Linked DNA regions of Homo sapiens: regions 1 and 3 are each linked to region 2. A link is a contact called in ENCODE Hi-C or POLR2A ChIA-PET data. All regions are on one chromosome and are shown on one strand. The core of a region is the stretch at or near the end of the contact, and the rest is flanking DNA. Distances in the headings are between cores, read along the strand shown. Region 1 overlaps LCLAT1 (lysocardiolipin acyltransferase 1). Region 2 holds the start of LCLAT1 (lysocardiolipin acyltransferase 1). Region 3 overlaps LBH (LBH regulator of Wnt signaling pathway).

Region 1 (4,148 bases), core at 104-2,603, 140 kb before region 2:
AGTGAGATGTTGCAATTTAACGTTTAACAGGTGGAGCAATTCCTGAAGACAAGATCCAAACTATGAAGTAGTGTGAATAATGAGGAGATCATGGAACTGGCATGAGTTATCATGCAGACGGTGAACTTACCTAAGAATGTGGCTAGACTAGAGAGGGAATGGAAGACTGAGCCAGGTGCTAAGTCTCCCCTCTCCAGTGAAATGAAGGCTGAGGCAGAGGATGTAGTGAAGGGTTGACTGATTTCTGAGAGAGGTAAAAGTTGCTATATTTAGATGACAAAAGGCTCAAAAAAATGTTTTTTGACTCGGTATTTTTTTTTACCGAGGATGGATAAATCAGAGGTAAATTAAGAACATTATATGGTAGTGAGATATGAGAAAATGAACAGCGCTTGAGAGGGAAACAAGGAAGAGGCATGGAGTCAGGAGACAGCTATGTTTTAATGAAGGCAATAAGGCAGATAGCATGGTCAACACAGAGGTAGTTTGAAAAATGAGCCCATCATCGTGATGATCAAGATTATTTCTCATTTACCCCATAGAGACTGTAACTTGGCTACAACATCACTCTGATATATAAAACCTTACCTCTACTCATGTCCTTTAGGTAAGCCTAGAGGGTTTTTTTTTTTTTTTTTTTTTGAAATATAGTAATATTGGTTCCTTATCAGGGCAGCAAGTGGTTCTTCCACTGGCAAACTTTTCCGATCACCCAAATCACCGGCACAAAGGAACATTGTTGGAAAGATCACTGATGCTTTATGATGTGCTTGAGACATCACTGAAGAACATAAAACTTTTATATTAGTCTAGAATATAGCCAGTTTTTATGGATTCTAATTATTACAGAGGCCTGATGGCCCTGAAGAAGATAAAAGTTGGACTAACTGCCATCATAGAACATTTTTTGCTAAGCTGCATCAGTATCTACAACCAAGTTTTGCTACTTAGAAAGCACTGTCTAATTATACACAGACAATAAACTAGAAAGAATTACAGCAAGAAATCCAGAGAACCTTCCAGGATATTGTCAGAGTGTGGCCATACACCATCAAGCTCTATACCATACAAAGCAGTGATATTCTTTAACCCTCTTTAAGACTGTGACATCTGTACCTACCATACACATTATATCTTGAATGAATTCATTAAAGTCAACAAGAAGCCTTCCTTATTATTAAAGCCATTCTAAATGTGATTCAGCCAGCCAGAACAGTTAAGAACAACTGCAACAACAACAAAGCTATTTTTGGCTAGATGCATTGAGTGCGGGTAAAAAAAGGAAGCAAGAACAGGGTAGTCAACAGGCTAACAGGGTAGAGAAGAGAGGTTCACGCATGTAACTACAACACTGAGGAATCTTAATAGACATACAGTTAAACTGCTACACGGATTCAGAAAAAGAAAAGACCAGTTTGGCTGACGGGATCCAAGAAGATGGCCACAAATAGAAATAAAAACAAACACTGCATGTTCTCACTCATAGGTGGGAGTTGAACAATGAGAACACATGGACACAGGGAGGGGAACAACACACACCAGGGCCTGCTGAGAGGTGGGGGGCGAGGGGAGGGAAGTTAGAGGAAGGGTCAACAGGTGCGGCAAACCACTTTGGCACACGTATCCCTAAGTAACAAACCTGCACGTTCTGCATATGTATCCTGGAACTTAAAAGGAAAGAAAAGAGCCCTTCCCTTATCTTCTTGTTTATTTCAAACATTCCCACCTAATTCAACATGAAAAAAACCAAACCAAAGCAAATTTAAAATCCTGAGTGGCTACACAAACACCACATATAATATACATACCAATAATTAGAAGCCTGAAAAATCCAATGGGTAGAAATTTAACAGTATTGGTAAAGACTGCCACAGAAATGATGGCAGCTCACTCGTCAAGATTCATTTTCTTCTTTTCTCTCCATTTGCTATCACTTAATATAATACACTGGCCAAATTCGGACAATTTCAGCAGATGGACCTGGAAGCTAAGGGTTTTATCTTTTCCAACCACCCTTCCCCAAGGTGAGAGTATGATGTTTCAGCATTATCTTGCCAGACAGAAACTGCATTGGGGGTTGTGGTGGGAAATCTGTTTACAAGTGGATGGACTAAAATACTGAAACAGAAAAAAAAATCAAGTATGTGCTTTTTAGGCCTTGGGTAAGGACAATGGCAGCCAGAGGACAACACTGCTATTGTGGTGATGTAGAACACTATTTTTGGATGGCACTTTAATGAAACAACGAAACCCATGATCTTAAAGTTTACAGAAATGAAATTTGACTTGTAATTGCTACCTATCTCTATTCCCAAGATAGCAAAAGAGGCAATAGATGCATCTGAGAAACTTCTGGTTTAGCTCCTCAAATTGCAAATTAAGATCTAAATACTGAGTTTTATTTTAACAGTAAGCCATACTATCATCCTTTTGATTAATACCCAATAGCTAGTTATATGTGTTGGCTAATTTAGCTTATCTTAAACTTGTGTGCCAACACTTTAAATAAAAACACTTTAAATAAAGAGCTAATTAGAGTATAAAATAAAATGAACTGGTTTATAGTGCAGAAAAATGGTCAGCAGAATACAAAGATCTGAATTATTAAAAGTTCTGAAGTCATAAAAGAGGATGACCTTTATAAAAGAATAGCAATCTGCTTCAATTTATGTAAATGTTACAAGCTATTAGCCAATGGAACTTAAGGCTGCATAAAAGGTGAGAATTCTCAGGCATATTCCATCATACTCTGTGACATCTAACATTCCCATTTTCTGTAATTGCTGCCTCTTTGATGTTTTCATCCTGAGTTTTCCTCTCCTAGCCAAACGTTATAGGGCCAATAGAATATGATGTTGCACTTGGTACACAAAGTTCCCTCAACATAGCACGGTGAGTCAGTGAGTGAGAAATAAACTAAAATAAAATTTAAAAGGAAGGCTATGGGGATGAAATTTTTAAAAGGAATCTGGGCTTATGATACATTATGGCATTTACATCCAAACTATTAGAAAAGTTGCTGTAAAAGCTGCATAATAAGCAAAGTTGGACAACAGAGATTGTGCTTGGCATAAGCTCCTTACAGCTAGGAGAGAGCAAATAAGCCAAATACAAAATATCCTGAGCCACCAAGTTAGGATAATCACCTACAAATACAATCACTGCCATTGTGAAGAGGAGTTATATATCCTCATAAAATAATATTCTTCAAGGTGGTGCCTGTGGGTTATTAGCCTCATAAAGAATTCTGACAAATATATTCCTGTAGAAGTTCACTGATCTCATATACAATTTGATTGAAGTATATCTGTTACATTCATTAATATATTCATTCAATATTTATTGAACAATTTAGCACCATTGCCATGGGAGGGGGGCAGGGGCAGGGGTGAGGAGAGGGGGAAAGGGGGAAAAGGAGAAACAGAGACTGACTGATTCAATGCTTTTACTTTGGTTTTAGAAGCTCCTTGACCCAAAGGAGCTTACACTCTAGTATAGAGGAAAAAATATATTTTCTAATTAAGTGATTATTCTTGCTTTTTAGTATTTTTAATTGACAAATAATTGTACCTATTTATGAGGTAGTGTGCTATTTTAAGATATGTATGCAATGTGTAATGATCAGATCAGTAACTGGCATATCCATTACCTCAAACACTTACTTCCTGTGTTGAGAACACTGAAAAGCTGCTCTTTTGGCTATTTACAAGTATACAATCAATTACTGTAAATTATAGTCACCCCACAGTGTTATAGAACACTATAATTTATTCTTCCTATCTAGCTGTGCTGTTGTATCCATTAACCAACCTTTGGCTATTTCCCTTCACTTTTCCAGCCTCTAGTAACCACTATTCTACTCTCTACTCCTATGAGATCAACTTTTAAAGCTTCCACATATAAGTGAGACCATGCAGAATTTATCTTTCTGTGCCTGGTTTATTTTACTCAACATTATGTGCTCCAGGGTCATCCATGTTGCTGGGAATGATGAGATTTCATTCTTTTTATGGCTGAATAGAACGCCATTGTATATACTTACACACCAAATTTTCTTTATCCATTCATCTGATTATGAACACTTAGGTGGACTACATATCCTGGCTATTATTAGTAGGGCTGCAATTAACATGGAAGTGCAGGTGTCT
Region 2 (4,277 bases), core at 1,119-3,618:
CAGGAGAATCGCTTGAACCCGGGAGGCAGAGGCTGTGGTGAGCCGAGATCGTGCCATTGCACTCCAGCCCTGGCAACAAGAGCGAACCTCCCTCTCAAAAAAAAAAAAAAAAGAAATTAGTCATAACTCTGTTTCAAAATAACTTTTTAATTAATGGGCAACACAAGTAAGAAGAATATACCACTTAACCAAAGTAAATGTAATTGTTACCACACAAATCACTATTGGACGCCAATGGAATAAACCATGATTATTATTTACACAAGATCACAAACAAAACTACTGGCTTGAAATATGTGTTCATTCTAGGACATTGCTAGAGCCTTTGAAAAAGAAAAATATATATATTAAAAATGAAAAATTTGTACATGAATTAATGTTTCCCCTTAATACATAACACATCTGTATGTCATAGGAAGATAGTAGGCATGGTGGTAGTAAGACAGTAAGAACACAGGCTGGAAACACAATGCTAATTGTGTGATATGGACAAATTACTTAAACTTCAATGTGCTTCAGTTTCCTCATCTGCAAAATAAAGATAATAAATGTATCCGCCTCACAGTGATGCTAGATGACTGAGTTGGCACATATAAGTCCCCGGATTCAGTGCCTGGCAGAGTACATGAATGCAGAGGAATAAATTTCAAATATTTTCACTGTTTTTTTAACTTTTTAAAGCCCTTTCACACATACTGTCTTTTCTTTTTCCTCCCAACAGTGCAATGAGATTGTTTGAATAAGAAATACTCACTTTAGAGATAAGACACCAATAGTGAAGTTGTATGATTACCCTAAGATATTTTTAAGTGGCAGAGTTTGGACTAGAATCCACCCATAACCTCAACCCCAGGACAAACTGACCAAATCTCCATGGATCCAGTTTGGAAGAATCTTTTGGGTTTTCCCCATTGCTTCCTCCTGGTTGTCAGCAACAGCCAGCCTAAAGACCTGGTGGGGGCAGATGCAGACGACCATGTGTTCAAATTAAAAAGTAGGAGAAGCCTAGCTTTCACAGAAACTGACACATAGTTGGCACTCCAGAGATTGCAGCTATTGATGACTGAAACACAAGCGCTATTACGTTTTTCTCAGTTACAGAACAAGGTACTACTCCATAAAATCAAGCCTACTACCAAAAACAAAAGTCAGTTAACATTATGCTTATCTGTCATATCAAGCATATCAAAGTACAATGTGCAACAGAAACCTAAACGAAAAAGTGATGATGTATTTTTACTTACTCTCAAAAAATATGTTTTACAAAAAGGGCTTTCATCAAGTCAGTTTTTTGAAAACTAACCCACGTAGTTATACTTCATGAGATGACGTTTCTTTGAACAAATAAGTTAATGATATGAATAAATATTTCATCTTGGTAATGCCTTCAACACATATCTTCAATACTTTTCTTGGACTTAAAGTGACTTCAATCCCTAATCTCATCTACTGCCATGTACACAAGAAACACAGTTAATGAACTTTAAAGGCAGATGCAGTATTTCCAGGGAAGCCACCTGAACCAGGGAAGTACAAGAAAGCAAAACATCTCCACAACCACATCTAAGTGCCTTATCTTTCAACTTCTTTTCTTCAAATGGGCAATTAGAAGCTACGATACACCTTAAAGATCAGGTTTGGCATCCGCCCTGGCTAGGGCCTACCTTTCTTTTCGCGGCACTGCCACTCTGGCACCTACAGGCAGGCCTTTGGCGCCTGCAGGACTCGCAGGGAAGACAACCCCAGCCCCTGCTCTCCACGGCTCTCGTCGAAGCCCCGCACGTGGTGACCACTTGAGACGTTTTAGTGCATGGGATTTAACAGGGTCAGACCTCAGGTTGCGTTCCGGGACAGTGCAGCTCCCAGACCCGCTGAGGTCGCAGGAGGAAGGTTTTGACGCTCCTAGCGTAAACACCGACGGGACCCTCTTCGCCCCGCGGCTACCTCGCCCTCGCCGCTCGCGCGGCCCCTCAGCACCTGACGCCTCAGCCAGCCTCCAGGAGTCGCTTCCCCGCGCCTCCTTCCACCTGAGCCAGCGACGCTACCGCCACCTGCACCGGGACCCCAAATGCCAGGCCAGTGGCCGTTACCCGAGGTCGCGGCCCGGGGAAGGTCCATGGCTCAGGAGGAAAAGCCCGGGCTGCAGCTCCCCTTCCTGCACCTCTGAGATCCCCCGGCCGCCGCCATTTTCCTCGCGCCGTAACCCCACCTGATAGTTCCAGCCTCCCACCTGTGACAAGCAGGGCACGCCGCGCGACGCCGAGTGGGGTGCGTGGGCAAGCTGGGGCTCCGTAGGGGTCACAACCTCCGTGCGGAACCCGCCGTTAATTCATCCCGTAACGCGGAGGCGTCCGGCCGTCGCCCTAGTAATGCGTCCCGGAAGGCTACGTCCTGATTGGCTGCAGGCGCCGTGACGCAACGGCGTCCCCGGCTGCGTGGGAAACCCGGGTCCCCGGCGCCCCGCGCTTGCTCCACAGCCCGGGATACCCCGGGTACCTTTCTTTGAGAGCTCCTTTAAAGAGGCCTCGCTTATTTCCTCGTCTGGCCTCCTGGAGAGGAGGGACCCACGGAACGGTGGGGTGTAGGGGTGAGAAAACAACGAAATAGGAAATTAGCGGAGGTCATTTGTCCGAGGGAACCTAATGGTTCATTCAACCCCTAGAGCTGCAAAATGGAAAACAGAAATCTGGGAGTTTAATTTACAAGCCTAAATTTGGTGCGCGAAGTCACAGGACAAATCAGTAGTAGAAGCAGTTATAGAACCCAGGTTCCCTGATCAGGAGCACAAAGTTTTTCTAGCACACTCAGTGTTTCCCCAGTCCTAGAAAATGTTTCCTCCCAGTTCCCATAGCAATTTCATCACACTGCTCTTAAAAGGTCTCGATCACCTATCATGGTGTGTCTGTCCTGTCCCCTAACCTACTAGATTGCATGCCCCTGAATGGTGGGGACTGTGGTTAAACCCCTTTTCATTTCCCTTAAGCAATTCCCTCCTCAACTTGGCCTTCAACAAATACAATAAGAATCTTAAAAATAATAAACATAGCTACACATCACACACAGCCACTCATCAGTAGTTCATGTATGTCTATACGTTTTATCCGTTTATTCAACAAAGCACAGAGTGAATATTTTTAAAATTACAAGGTTCCTGACCTCACAAAATTTATGGTGTAATAATAATGACCATCTACATGTTGGCTGCATAGCTTCAATATAGCTAAATTATATCCCCAAATTGCCTGTAAATCAAAGATTCTTGTGCTCTTTTCCTAAATTAGCTTCATAATTTCTCTAAGTTTGTTCCAAAACATTTTAATATTTAAGATGTGCTAAAATTGCATCAGAAAGTGAAGAATGACTACAGAGAGAAACACCAGAACAAAAGTCAATTCTGCCAATTATGCCTATGACTTTAGGCCTCCTTTTTACCTTTAAAATAAGATTACTGGAATAAAAGATCTCCCAATTCTTTTTTGTTGTTGTTAAGAGTTGGCCTGGCTATGCTCCAGAACCTTCAAGGGCTCTACTGTGGTTCTTTGGGGGCTTGCCGGAGGTTCCTCATAGCCTTTGCAGCTCCATTGCAGAGAGCTCTAGCATTGTGAGGTGTGTCCGGTGATACAGCCCAAGAGGCAAGGTTGCCCTTACCGCCCTAACCACAGAGGACAGTGCTGGGCTCTTTCTTTTTTCTTTTCTTTGCTTTTTTTTTTTTTTTTTTTTTTTTTGAGACAGGGTCTCGCTCTGTCACCTAGGCTGGAGTGCAGTGGCATGATTGTGGCCCACTACAACCCCTGCCTCCTGGACTCAAGCAATCCTCCCACCTCAGCCTCCAGACTAACTGGAACTACAGGCATCTGCCACCATGCCCAGCTAATTTTGTGTTTTTTGTAGAGACAGGATTTCAACATGTTGCCAGGCTGGTCTCGAACTCCTGAGCTCAAGCTATCCACCCACCTTGGCCTCTCAAAGTGCTGGGATTAGAGGCTTGAGCCACCGCGCCTGGCCCTGAGCCCGTTCTTGATCTGAGCTACTGATCAGTAGCCACCTTCCACGTCAACTGCTAAAGGGATAGGAACAGAATTCCCAAGGGCAAAATATGCTGATTTCTAAACTCAGAGATCTGCTAAGTGTCATGCTTCTTTCTTTTTGGCAGAGGTGCAAGGTGTAGTAACATGTTTTTCATTCTGGGGAAAATGTCTTGACGTGCCCAAGATCATTGGACCACTTCAGCATCCAAAATGATGTATAGTTTACATAATGCTATTGTACCAGGATCA
Region 3 (4,519 bases), core at 329-2,828, 190 kb after region 2:
AAAGCAAAAGGCATGACAAGCAGGGCAGGCCCAGCAAAAGGAGGAGGGGGGGAGGGGGAGGAGGAGGAGGAAGAGAGGAGGAAGAGGACGAAGAGGAGGAGAGGGGTGGGAAGCATTGGATTTCACTTCAAGCTGGAAACAGGTCTTTCATTAAAATAAGGAAAAAAATCTAATGATGATGATGATGGATGAAATTTTTCCTGAGCAGAATCTCAAACCTCACAATAATTCTAGTTACCACCCCCCAACTTATCCACAGTTTTGCTTTTCTTGGTTTCAGTTACCCACGGTCAACTGCAATCCCAAGATAGGTAGGTACGGTACAATAAGATATTGTGAGACAGAGACAGAGACAGAGAGAGACCACATTCACATAGCTTTTGTTGCAGTATAGTGTTATAATTGTTCTATTTTATTGTTAGCTATCATTGTTAATCTCACATTGAGTCTAATTTATAAATTAACCTTTATCACAGGTATGGATGTATAGGATAAAACATAGCATATGTGGGTTTGGTATTATCTGTGGTTTCAGGCAACCACTGTGTGTCCTGGAACGTATCCCCCAGAGATAACGGGGACTACTGTAACCCTATTTTGTGGATAAGAAACCTGAAGCACAGAGACGGTATGTGACTTGCTCAAAGCCACGCACCTGGGAAGCAGCTGAACTGGGATCCAAACTCAGACCTGTAGGACTTCAAATGAAGCGTTCACTTGATAGCATGGGTTAAGCCACACAACCCAGGTGCTCACTATGTCCTTGACCACCATTGTATAACTCCGGTCAAGTCCTCTCAACCCCAAACACCTCAGTTTCTCCTTTTGAGACATGAGGTGACCTTCTTGTCTCACTAGATGGGTACAAGTTCTTGGCAAATATAAAGATGATAAAATACTTTGAGGACATAAGCAAAATTGAAACTATAATGTCCTCTTTGGAGCAGTTTCAAAAGAACTACAGTAAGCATCCAATCTCCAAGCAAGAGGGAGTCATATGAACACAGTAATTAAAATAATTCCAAACAGCGCCATTCATACCGAGAGCTCCACAATTAAGTCTTTTAAGACCTTGCAAGAGGTCTGAGAATTGAACTTCTGATACTGCTTAGCTGCCAGAGGACTTTGCTCCCTGAATTGCTCGAAGCAAGCACTGTTTAAATTTTTTTGTTTGTTTGTTTACAAAGCCTATTAATTGTATTTTTAAAAATTACTACAATAATCGAACCCTTCCATCAGAGATCTTATTTTATTATCAGATTATACCCATTTGGGCCTCAAAATTGTAGCTCTCTCCAAACACAAAAAGTACCCAGAACCAACAGCTTCTGGTTTCCTTACAGACAGACAGAAAGCCTTGCAAAGTGCTGCTGAGTAATTTGCCAGCACAATCTTATCTCTGACAGCTGCTTCAGAGGCTGACCCCAAGGAGGTCAACATTTTTCCACTAAGTCATGCTTTTTAATCATCTAGGCAGCAGAAAAATGAGAGGTTGCAACTGCAATTTGACGGGTGGGGTAGGCAGTGGAAAAAAGGACTTGAGTCAGACTTGCCAAGCACATGACAGGTAGGGGTTGAGGCGGCAGGCCAGGCCGGCATGCTGCCTGCCTGCAGGAACTGGCAGGGAGTAAAGAACTGCCCCTGTTCCCAAAAGAAACTGCTTCTGGTTAAACCTCTTTCCCCAAAGTGCTCCTTCTCTCTGTACTACAGAAAGGCAAAAACAAACACAAATCATTTTCCCTTCTCTCTGCAGCTCTCAGAGGCATTTCTCACCCTCAGCCCAGGGTAGGGCAGGTCTAGAAGAATCCACCCCCAGCTGTGATTCTCCCAGCCCTACACCTTCCTCCCTCTGCCAGCCCTGGACTCCACATCCAGCAGCCACATTGGGCTGCCAAAGCTGATGGCTGAAATGAATCCAATGGACACCAAGTGTGTTAGTCCATTCTCATGCTACTATGAAGAAATCCCCAAGACTGGGTAATTTATAAAGGAAAGAGGTTTTTTTTTTTTTTGAGACGGAGTCTCGCTCTGTCACCCAGGCTGGAGTGCAGTGGCACGATCTCTGCTCACTGCAAGCTCCGCCTCCTGGGTTCACGCCATTCTCCTGCCTCAGCCTCCTGAGTAGCTTCGACGACAGGCGCCCGCCACCACGCCCGGCTAATTTTTTGTATTTTTAGTAGAGACGATGGTTCACCATGTTAGCCAGTATGGTCTCAATCTCCTGACCTCATGATCCGCCCGCCCTGGCCTCCCAAAGTGCTGGGATTACAGGCATGAGCCACTGCACCTGGCCTAAAGGAAAGAGGTTTAATTGCCTCACGGTTCCACATGGCTAGGAAGGCCTCAGGAAACTTACAATCATGGTGGAAGCGGAAGCAAACACATCCTTCTTCACAAGGTGGCAGGAGAGAGAAGTGCCGAGCAAAGGGAGAAAAGCCCCTTATAAAACCATCTGATCTTATGAGATCTCACTTACTATCATGATGAGAATGGCATGAGAGTAACCGCCCCCATGATTCAATTACCTCCTACCAGGTCCCTCCCATGAGACAAGGGGATTATGGGAACTACAATTCAAGATAAGATCTGGGTGGGGACACGGCCAAGCCATATCACCAAGTTCCATCCTTTGCAAATGGAATGAAGCCTTGACATTTACACACACCATGAATCTCCCAGGTCTTGCATTCTCCACTGTGTAGAAAAGTAAGCACCATTGTTCATCTCAGAAGCTCACCCTCAGGCCCAGGATTCTCTGCTCCAACAGCCTCTGCTGTTGGTCGGCCAAACAAACGCCCTGGGCTTCCCTGAAACATCTTGCTGCCTTCATCATCCTCATACTAAATCATCTATCCAACAAAGCAGCCACTCACCACACAGGGCCATTTAAAGTTACATTAAATTGATGTTTATATTATATCACATATAAATTTCTGTTAATAAAAATAAAATAAAAATTTTAGCCACCTTTCTTATTTTTTATTAGTTTTTTTTTTTTTTTTTTCTTGAGATAGGGTCTTGTTTTGTCACCCAGACTAGAGTGCAATGGCACAATCTCAGCTCACTGTAGCCTCAACCTTCCAGGATCAAGTGATCCTCCCACTTCAGCCTCCCAAAGTGCTGGGATTACAGGCATGAGCCACCATGCCTGGCCATGGTGATGGTGAATTTTACAGGGGACACCTCTTCGGAGGCATCCTTTGCCTGGTGGCCTCCAGTCCCAACAGGCCGTGGCATTTTGGGAACTCAAATGAATTCACTTGAAAGGTCAAGGGAGCTTCAAGGCTTCGTAGCAGGAAGAGATGGTCTGTAAGATACTGGAATTTCTGGCTGTATAGATCAGTGCTGTCCAAAAGAATGTTCTGCATATGGAAATGTTCTCTATCTGCGCTGTCCAGTACAGTAGCCACTTGCCATGTGTGACTATGGAGCACTTGAAAGGTGGCTAAAATTGGCCAGGCACGGGTGGCTCATGCCTGTAATCCTAGCACTTTGTGGGGCTGAGGTGGGAGGATTGCCTGAGCCTGGAAGGTTAAGGCTGCAATGAGCAGAGATTGTGCCATTGCACTCCAGCCTGGGTGACGAAACAAGACCCTTTCTCAAAAAAAAAAAAAAAAAAAAAATTCTACTGACAATAAAAAATAAGAATGGTGGCTAAAGTGTTATTTTTTATTTAATTTTTATTAATAGAAATTTATATTATATACTATAAATATCAATTTAATGTAACCTTAAATGGCCCTGTGTGGCGAGTGGCTGCCTCGTTGGATTGATGATTTAGTATGCGGACGATGAAGGCAGCAGGATGTTCCTGGGAATCCCAGGGCGTTTGTTTGACCGACCAACAGTGGAGGCTGTTGGACCAGAGAATCCTGGGCCTGAGGGTGAGCTTCTGGAGACCAGGAATTCCTCAGCAGGCTTCTTGCTTAGGCATAAAAGTTGCCGGTGAGCCAGTTCCCATTTCACCCTTGGAGGGGAACTGAAAGGCAACACCAGGGCTTCAAAGGCCCCAAATTTAGGGACCGGGCTATCAACTGTCTGCCTCCATGCCAGGTGACCTAAACCTGGCTGCCCCTGGGGTGGGAGAGGAGAGAGATGCCTGGCACCTGGCATGGAAAATGTGAGCGCTCCTGGTCAGAGCCACCCTCCCCTGAGTGTGCATCTCTCAGCCATCATCTGACAAACAACCCAAGCTGGCCACAAAGAGGCCGAGGGCTCTGCAAAGAGCCGAGAGATGCTAATAGGGAAAGCGGACACCAGCAGGTAGAGGAGATGAAAGGTGGTTAGCAGGACACAAAGGGCTAATGACCAGCTCTGCAAGCTGAGACCTCAGGAGCCTGGACATCTTGCTCTTTTTTGCAAAGGTGGAAAGAGGAAAGAGGAAGGCCGGGGGTGGAGAGGGAGGGGAGCGAGCCTGAGATACATAACCAGGCTAGCTCCCTAAGGCACTGTGGACAAAACCACACAGTAAGCTTCTACCCTCTCTTGTTGCAGAGAAGTAAGAACAATCAGCCCAAAC

The links. Hi-C counts contacts between places; a loop is a spot of excess contacts on that map. ChIA-PET counts read pairs that join two places held with the same protein, here RNA polymerase II (POLR2A). Pooled maps may share reads with other maps.
Region 1: a loop to region 2 is called in a map of gastrocnemius medialis, with 3 times the contacts of the local background. The contact joins the enhancer-like site here to the promoter of LCLAT1 in region 2. A Hi-C loop is called at or near these places in 1 of 168 maps with a recorded cell type or tissue (gastrocnemius medialis) and 2 of 50 pooled maps. POLR2A ChIA-PET finds 5 or more read pairs at or near these places in 3 of 52 experiments (A673, PC-9 and T-cell).
Region 3: a map of CD8-positive, alpha-beta T cell shows a loop between it and region 2 (2.6-fold over the local background). The contact joins the enhancer-like site here to the promoter of LCLAT1 in region 2. A Hi-C loop is called at or near these places in 6 of 168 maps with a recorded cell type or tissue (CD4-positive, alpha-beta T cell, CD4-positive, alpha-beta memory T cell, CD8-positive, alpha-beta T cell and 2 more) and 11 of 50 pooled maps. POLR2A ChIA-PET finds 5 or more read pairs at or near these places in 16 of 52 experiments (CD4-positive, alpha-beta T cell, CD4-positive, alpha-beta memory T cell, CD8-positive, alpha-beta T cell and 11 more).

The regions. Positions count from the first base shown.
Region 1 is chr2:30,581,441-30,585,588 of GRCh38, reverse strand. All of the region lies in intron 5 of LCLAT1 (lysocardiolipin acyltransferase 1), which reads right to left. Among named protein-coding and RNA genes, the nearest start is that of LCLAT1, 140 kb to the right of the region's middle. Within about 2 kb of position 1,353, at least 2 of the 41 ENCODE cell types and tissues checked have a DNase peak (open chromatin) inside an H3K27ac peak, as active enhancers do.
Region 2 is chr2:30,445,337-30,449,613 of GRCh38, reverse strand. LCLAT1 (lysocardiolipin acyltransferase 1) reads right to left here and starts at 2,368. Exons shown (of 6, transcript NM_001002257.3): 1 at 2,231-2,368. RefSeq lists enhancers at 1,204-1,940, 2,138-2,257, 2,468-2,527, 2,568-2,637, 1,941-2,678.
Region 3 is chr2:30,250,155-30,254,673 of GRCh38, reverse strand. All of the region lies in intron 2 of LBH (LBH regulator of Wnt signaling pathway), which reads right to left. Among named protein-coding and RNA genes, the nearest start is that of LBH, 21 kb to the right of the region's middle. Within about 2 kb of position 1,578, at least 23 of the 41 ENCODE cell types and tissues checked have a DNase peak (open chromatin) inside an H3K27ac peak, as active enhancers do; they include CD4-positive, alpha-beta T cell, CD8-positive, alpha-beta T cell and spleen, where a contact is called at or near this core.